2 separate regions of the Mus musculus genome follow, and region 1 is linked to region 2. Evidence: chromatin contacts called from ENCODE Hi-C data. All regions are on one chromosome and are shown on one strand. The core of a region is the stretch at or near the end of the contact, and the rest is flanking DNA. Distances in the headings are between cores, read along the strand shown.

What was found. A loop is a pair of places that touch in the nucleus more often than their neighbours do.
Region 1: a loop to region 2 is called in a map of T-helper 17 cell, with 2.4 times the contacts of the local background. The contact joins the promoter of Cd53 here to the promoter of Dennd2d in region 2. A Hi-C loop is called at or near these places in 2 of 37 maps with a recorded cell type or tissue (T-helper 17 cell and regulatory T cell).

What each region holds. Positions count from the first base shown.
Region 1 is chr3:106,787,729-106,792,041 of GRCm38, reverse strand. It overlaps Cd53 (CD53 antigen), which reads left to right and starts at 1,893. Exons shown (of 8, transcript NM_007651.3): 1 at 1,893-2,075.
Region 2 is chr3:106,484,713-106,488,457 of GRCm38, reverse strand. Dennd2d (DENN/MADD domain containing 2D) reads right to left here and starts at 2,418. Exons shown (of 12, transcript NM_028110.2): 1 at 2,138-2,418; 2 at 1,410-1,585; 3 at 495-607. The coding sequence starts at 2,225. It overlaps 2010016I18Rik (RIKEN cDNA 2010016I18 gene), which reads left to right and starts at 2,545. Exons shown (of 2, transcript NR_033207.1): 1 at 2,545-2,654.

The DNA of each region.
Region 1 (4,313 bases), core at 644-3,143, 300 kb before region 2:
CCAGGCACTGGCAAAGCCTCACAGGAGACAGCTATATCAGGGTCCTTTCAGCAAAATTTTGCAGAAGTGTCTGCGTTTGGTGGCTGATTCTGGGATGGGCCCCAAGTGGGGCAGTCTCTGGATGATCCATCCTTTCGTCTTAGCTCCAAACTTTGTCTCTGCAACTCTTTCCATGGATATTTTATTCCTTATTCTAGGGAGGAATGAATTATCCATGCGTTGGTCTTCCTTCTTGATTTTCTTGTGTTTTGGAAGTTGTGAAATTTATAGAGGAGAAAGTGCAGAAAACCCTCGAAGATATGGGCACGGGGGAAAAATTCCTAAACAGAACAGCAATGGCTTGTGCTGTAAGATCAAGAATCGACAAATGGGACCTCATAAAATTGCAAAGCTTCTATAGGGCAAAAGATATTGTCAATAAGACAAAAAGGCCACCAACAGATTGGGAAAGAATTTTTACCAATCCTAAATCTGATATGGGACTAATATCCATTATATACAAAGAGCTCACTAAGCTGAACTCTAGAAATTCAAATAACCCCATTAAAAATGGGTTACAGAACTAAACAAAGAATTTTTGACTGAGGAATATGGAAGGGCTGAGAAGCACTTGAAAAAATATTCAACATTCTTAATCATCAGAGAAATGCAAATCAAAAGAACCCTGAGATTCCATCTCACACCAGTCAGAATGGCTAGGATCAAAAATTCATGTGACAGCAGATGCTGGGGAGGATGTGGAGAAAGATGAACACTCCTCCATTGCTGGTGGGATTGCAAACTGGTACAACCACTCTGGAAATCAGTTTGGCGGTTCTTCAGAAAACTGGACATAGTACTACCAGTAGATCTAGCAATACCTCTCCTGGGCATATACCCAGAAGATGTTCTAACTGGTAAAAAGGACACATGGTCCACTATGTTCATAGCAGACCTATTTATAATAGCCAGAAGCTGAAAAGAACCCAGATGTCCCTAAACAGAGGAATGGATACAGAAAATATGGTACATTTACACAATGGAGCACTACTCAGCTTTTAAAAACAATGAATTTATGAAATTCTTGGGCAAATGGATGGATCTGGAGTATCACCCTGAGTGAGATAACCCAATCACAAAAGAAATCCTTTGATATGCACTCACTGATAAGTGGATATTAGCCCAGAAACCTAGAATACCCAAGATAGTTTTTTTTTAAACAAGATTTGTTTACTTATTATGTATATGTATATGTATATGTATATGTGTATGTGTATGTGTATGTGTATGTGTATGTGTATGTGTGTGTATATGTATAATGTATATGTATATGTATATGTATATGTATATACTGTAGCTGTCTTCAGGCACACCAGAAGAGGGCATTAGATCCCATTTATAGATGGTTGTGAGCCACCATGTGGCTGCTGGGAATTAAACTCAGGACTTCTGGAAGAGCAGTCAGTGCTCTTAACTGCTGAGCGATCTCTCCAGCTGCATTTTTGTTTTTCTAGTTCATGTTTTGATACACCTTTGTCCAAAAGTAGATATTCAATCCTACACAAGTTTATCTCTGTGTCCTCTACTATGCTATATTGATCTACAAGTATGGTTTCATTCCAGTACCATGCTGGCTTGGTCAGTATGGTTTAGTAGTATAGTTTGTGGTCAAACGGTGGGGACACATACACAGAAACAGACCCACGGGTATTTTGTAGTTGCTGCTTCAATTGAGAAGCACTGTTCTATGGCCAGGAAATATCACTCAAATTACTGTAAAGTTCACCAGAACTCAGATTGGTGTGTCAGACCTTCTTTAGCTTCCAGAAACCAGCTTAGAATAGGCTGGGAGTGGAAGCCTCTGCAAGTTCACTGAGGAACAGTTGACTATCTGAGCCTAAGAGAGAACACTCAGTCTCACTTCCTCACTCTTCTCGCTTGGGTTTCCTGTCGTCACAGCATGATTGTATTTTTTCTCTCTTCACTTCTCCTTTTACACAAATAGACATAGACTTCTGGGTTACAGGCTGTGCTGGCCACCTAAAAGATAATCAGTGAATTCTACCTGAAGTACTGAGGGACACTGCCTTCAAAAGGTAAGATTTATGACTTTTAACAGCTCTAAATCAGCTAATAAGGCACATAGCATTTTGAGAGTCTCCACACATCCCTTTAGTAACTTTAAAATGTGATGTGTTTACAAATATTTAGATCAGCACTTCCCTTAGGCAACTGGGCTAGAAATACTTTGATTTAATTGGTGTTTTATTTTCTGATATCTCTTTGGGCCTAAGTATTCATAAGCTTACATTATTATGCCACTTGAATTGCTTACTGTATATGGTGGTTTCTAATGCTTGAAGTTTTTGAGGTGAGATGAGATGAAATTGGGGAGATCTTCTATGTTGTTTTTTCTTCAAAAACTTGAAGTTTCATTTTAGAGCAGGGAGGAAAATCATAACCAGAGTGATTTAGAACAGTAGCCAGAAGACATGTTGTCTTTGTTTGAAAACATTTTAAAGGAAAGTTAGTGCTGAGAATGTCATGTTTTGATATAAGATAGATACAAAAAACCTGCAACATAGGTGTTCTGCAATGTACTTCATGTATTTTATTCCTATGGCTTAGTTTGGGGGAAGGTAAACATTGTGATCTGAAGGGCTTCTTTCTTCACTTTAAATGGTCTGTGATACACAAAGCTTGAACATTGACAAATTTCACATAAAATGTGCAGCAGAGAGGAAACCCACATAACTTGATACAGTAATAGTTTCCAACTTGCAAGCCATTCTAGGGTGTAAGTATTCAGCAAAATGATAGTCAAGCTTTGGTCAATACAAAATGTCTGTATCAGGTCTTTCTTGGTCCAAGAGCTGTGAAGAGCTCATTTGATTATAATCTAAAAGGGAGAAAGTAAAGTATCCATGTCCACATTTTCTCACCTAAAATTCAAGGGAGATGATTGGGAGTTAGTTGCAGCTTGTCAGAGCCACCCTCAGAGGCTACTAAACCTTATGTTTATAAATAGTGACCTAAGTGAACTAAGTTAAAAACCATGGGTTAGGCACCCTTTGATGTCTGACAGTATACTGTTGATACAGAGGAGAAATGAAGAAGAATGGAGAATTTGCCCAGTAATAGTTTTTTCCATGAGGAGCTTTTCTTGGTAATCATATCTATTAGAAGATTGAGCCAGAGAAGAATTTTATCTGCTGTGTGAGCAATGTTTTGCTTTCTCAATCTCGATCCAAATCTTCACTGCTTTGAAACTGGTTGATTAAGAGCAGATGCCAAACTGAAATGTGGTTTCCTGTGTGGGCCAGTTAAGGTTATTTTGCTTTTAGATATGATGTTTGCTTATCTTTATGCTCACAGGAAGTGATTCACAGCCTAGGCCAACACAACTACCTCACTACCACTCAAAGGATTTCAAGTTTTTTGTTAGCAAGAGGCAAATATATAAAGGAAAACCTCTGTTGTTTTGATATCTTCTATGTCCTCTGACTGCCTAGAAGCCTCAGACTAGTGCTTAGCTTCCTCATTCCCCACTACCCTGCAATGTCCCAACAGCCAGGCACTGTGCTCAGGTTCTAGAAACACAAAGTTAACGGATGTGGTTGTCAATCACAAAGAGATTACCATGGAGGGCAGATATTAGGACACACATAACACAAAATAATATGCTCTTTTCTATAAAGTAGGGAGAGTGCACACAATATACAGGAGTTCAGGAGTTTTCCAAAGACTCCCTCAGAGAGAAGACTACTATGAATGTATTATAGAGACTGGAACCATTAACATTTCCAGTTACAAGGCACTACATATGTACTCAAAGAAGTATTACTCCCCCACTTCCTGCCACAGGCATGGTAGAAATGAAATTAAGCAAGAGAGACTAATCACATGGTCACAGGAAGCACCAAGCCCTTTTTCCTACTAGGCAACTGAAAGTATATGGCAAGTTTACTCAACAGACAAGTGCTGGGTGTATCAAAGGGCAGAGTCTGAGACTTAAATACAATAATTTTGGTTGAATGTGGCTTTGAGTTAGGGCACAGATTCCTTCTAGCCTGGATATTTCACATGATCAGAAGGAAAGGTAAAGCTTTTTGTGAAGTTATAGCCGTTCCCCTCCTTCCAGTTTCTATCCAATGACTAGTATATTGGTTTGGTTATAGTGGTTTGGCTTTTGCTGATAATCAGCTCACAGCACTTTATACACCAACAAGCATCCACTGTTTGTAGGTTGCTCTGTAGACTAGGCATCTGCCCTTAGGACATTGCTCTTTATACTAGGAACTTGCCCTCAGGATGGTTTCAGGACTAGCTACCAC
Region 2 (3,745 bases), core at 1,169-3,668:
GGATAATCACAGCAGTCACTTACTAAGCACTTGATGGTGTCAAGCTCTAATGCATCGCCTCATTCGAGACTCAACTAAACATTTCTGAAGAAGGTTCAATTATTATCACCACTTTAAGGACCAGGTAAGTAAGGCTCTGAGGTTACTTCTTATCTAAAAATTGAAGTCCTGGTCTGCTTCCAGTGTTCATGATGCAAGCAAGAACCATTTCCTTATTGTAGAGGCCAAAGTCTTTCTCTCCAGTCCAGAGTAGAAAAAGATAAATAAATAAAAACATTTTTAAAAGGCAATTTCTTCTTCTAGGAAGAGGTAAGAGACTCTTTAAAGTCTTCAGAGAGAAAGTCAAGTCACAGCTTCAATCATTTGTCTAAAGGATCCCAAGCAAAATATTTCCCTGGCAAAAACTCAGCATTCATACCAGGTGAGGGGACAAGAGCCACGCATTTGCCCTTCTATCCAAATCTGATACCCTTTCCTGCAGGCTGAGTGGTTACCTGGGATACTCTGTGAGTGGTGCCCACTCATTTCCATCAGGGAAGCAGAACAAAGGGATGGCACTGAGCAACCGGTCCTCCTCCTCCTGCTGACCTCGGAGCAGGTTCTCCCTCTGTCAGGAAAAGACAGTGGAATTTAGGCAAAGAAGCAGAGGTCAGAAGCCTGTCAGCCTTCTTTCTGACCAACATGGGGTACAAAGGTGCCTTTGGTTGGTACCATACAGTCTGAACTCTAAGTCTAGCTGGAAGAACCTCAAAGAGAAAGCAATTTGTTCTGGGCCACATCAATGTAACCTTGGGTTGGAATTCAGTATCCTGAGGATTTACATATTCAAAAAGAAGATTAGAAAGGTCAGCTGGACCAACCTCCTGAGAGGGTGGCATCAGAGAGAAACCACATCATAGAAAAGAAGCAACCCTTCCAGTTGCTAAACCTTCTAACAAGAGAGGCTGGTAAGAAGGGGACATTACGCCTCACCCAGTGCATGATCAGGCAAGAAGAGATCTAATACTTTGGGAGACTGATCTTAGGCTGTGCTTGAGTCGGGGGCCTGCTTGATTCTCTACCACACAACCAGGAAGGCCATCCCTTCTTAGTAGTTCCAGCAGAAGCTGAGTTTTCCTGTAGGAAAAGGTGACTGAGGTGGAATTTGGAAGAACTGAAGGTTTCCCACAGGGGCAAGAGCATTGTTTCCCTGCTCCAGAGTTTCAGTCAGTCCTTCACAAAGCAGTCAGACCTAGATTCTCTGGGTGATTACAGAAAACTAGGGCTGGGCTACAAAGGAAACTAGAGCAGTGAGCTCAGGGCTAGAGCCCAGGCAGCGTGGTAAGACATAGAACTCCTCTATTACCTTTTAAACACACCTTCGTCCTCCCACCTCCATCCTCAGGCCCCACTTCTCCCTCCATCCTTACCTTGGGAAACTGGTAAGTGATCGTGGGCTCATAGTCATCCCCTAAACGCTTTTTCTTTAAAGAAACAACAAGAAGGTATTCAAAGAAGTGCTGGCCTCCAGCAAAGCTAGATGGAGAATGCTCCTGGATCCTTTCTGGCTCTGTGACAGCTTCCCCAGGATTGTTCTGGGATTGTCCTAAAATGGAGATGCAAGGGTCTCTTGAGTATTCTTTCCACTCCTCCATTCTGTAGTGCGAGCGAGAATCTGGGCAACAACCATGCCTCAAGGCTACAGTGCCAAGCCTGACCAGGCACCACCAGGCAGGATCAGAGCCAAGGGGGCAATTTCCATACCTGCCCTGGGAAACTTGAAACTGTGGAGTGACACAGGAAGAAAAGAAAACACTGATGTAGAACCGAGGAGCCATGCCATGCTGTGGAGGTTCTTGGAGGCCTGATGCCTGACACTGTATAGTCTGCCTGATGCAACAGTTCTGGGTATTTTGTGAGCCCTGAGTAAATTTGCACTAAATAATCAGAGTAGACCCATAGGGCATTTTTTGGTAATTATAGCAAGACCTCTGCAACAGACGGGACTAGCTCTGCAAACTGATAAGGCAATCCTCCTGGCTTGACCACATGGGGGCCATGTGGGTTTGAGCATATAAAGGAAAAAGAGGATCACTACAGCAGGAATCAGCCCATAAAAAGATCATCCGAAAAAGGAAGTAGGCAATCCAGTTCTGACCTGCTCGAAGTCGTGGCAAGCGATTTCGGAGCAGCCTGAGGGTTCGGCCTACCCCTTGTCCTTCCATCATTCTGAGCTTTGGGGGCATGGATGTTCTTTCTCCTTCAGGCTGGCCACAGAAAGCCTGAGAAAGTGCCTTCTGCCTTGGTCTCCAATCACAACTTTATTGAGCTGAGCCACACGCTGTCTCCCAAAGGCAGAGAGCAGTTTCCATCCTGTGTACTCCGTAATTGAGCAAGAAGGATGTGAAAGGACCCACGAGGCAGCTTAGTGTGGGCACTGACAGAAGCAGCATCCTGGCACTACAACTCAGCTCTTGGCTCCTCCCAAGAGCCCCAGGGTGTGGTAACAGAAAAGGTCATGAGCAAACATCTCAAGGCACAGCTGCTTCTGGGCCAAGGGCTTTCAATTCCAGTGCTTGCAGACCATGTGGTGAGTTTATTTACAAACCCAGGCAGCGAGGGATGCCTGTGAAGATCAGACTATGGACTCCAGTGCCTCGTGGGGCACAGCACAGGTATTTTACATCCCTCATCCTCCACTGCTCACGATCACCTTTTCAAGCAATCGTCGGGAGCTGCAAAGTCCCACCAGGCCAACTGGCGAATCTAAAACATCAAGGATCTTCAGGAACCCAGGACTGAACACTTCTTGCAGCCAAGATGCCAGATTGCCCTGATTCAGATAAGTAGACTTGCCCACTCATTCTCTAAATGTACTAATAACTTGTAACAGGAGAGGCCCACCTCTGAGAGGCCCAGATATACAGAATAGCTGTGAAGGTGATTACTTCACCCACTCCTCCCTGGCAATCTTTCCTGATCTAAGGCATAAATCTCTCTCACTATTCCAGGGTTCCGGAAGAATCCTTTCTCTCACCATCTTTACTAAAAGGAAGCAATGACTCGGGAAATCGTCCCCAGCTTAGAGTAGGAGCCTAGTTGCATCAGCAGCTGTAGGGGTACAGAGCATCTTCACCCCTCCCCTACCCCTGCTCAGCCTTTCCTCTGGTTGGGCCAGGACAAGCTAAACAGCAGGCCCAGTACTATGTCTAGAGATTGAGGAAGAGGAGAAAAGTAGTCGCTGATACCCTGGGTTATTAAACAGAAAGTCCTGAATAAGGAAATGTACAGGATAAGAGGAAGGAGACTTTGCCCAGAAGTAACTTAATGGGGAGGGAAGAAGTAAAAGGATCTGGTGCCTGTGTCTGCCACTCCTGCAAAGAATTAGCAGCCCTCTGGGAGGGAGTGTGTTGCTATGGTAAGAAGGAAGGCTGTCACCCTACTCCTAAGAGCACTGAAACTGTGGCACTGGTAAAATGCAGGACTCAGAAACCCAACATTGACTTGTGGCGGAAGCAGCAATCATAGTACAGATGATGAGAGTTGGGATCTTGAGAACGGGGAAGCAAGACACCACAGAAAGTACTTGTGTCTTACTTGTAGCCTGTATAGACATGTTGCATAATCTTTACTGGTTGCCTTACGGAGCAAGAGCATGCCTAGTACAGAAAGGAAAACCGAGGCATTAAGTCACTCGGAGGCAATTGAAAATGAACAGGATCTGTACAAAGTGAACGTCATAAAAAGTTCCAAATCCAGGCTCAGG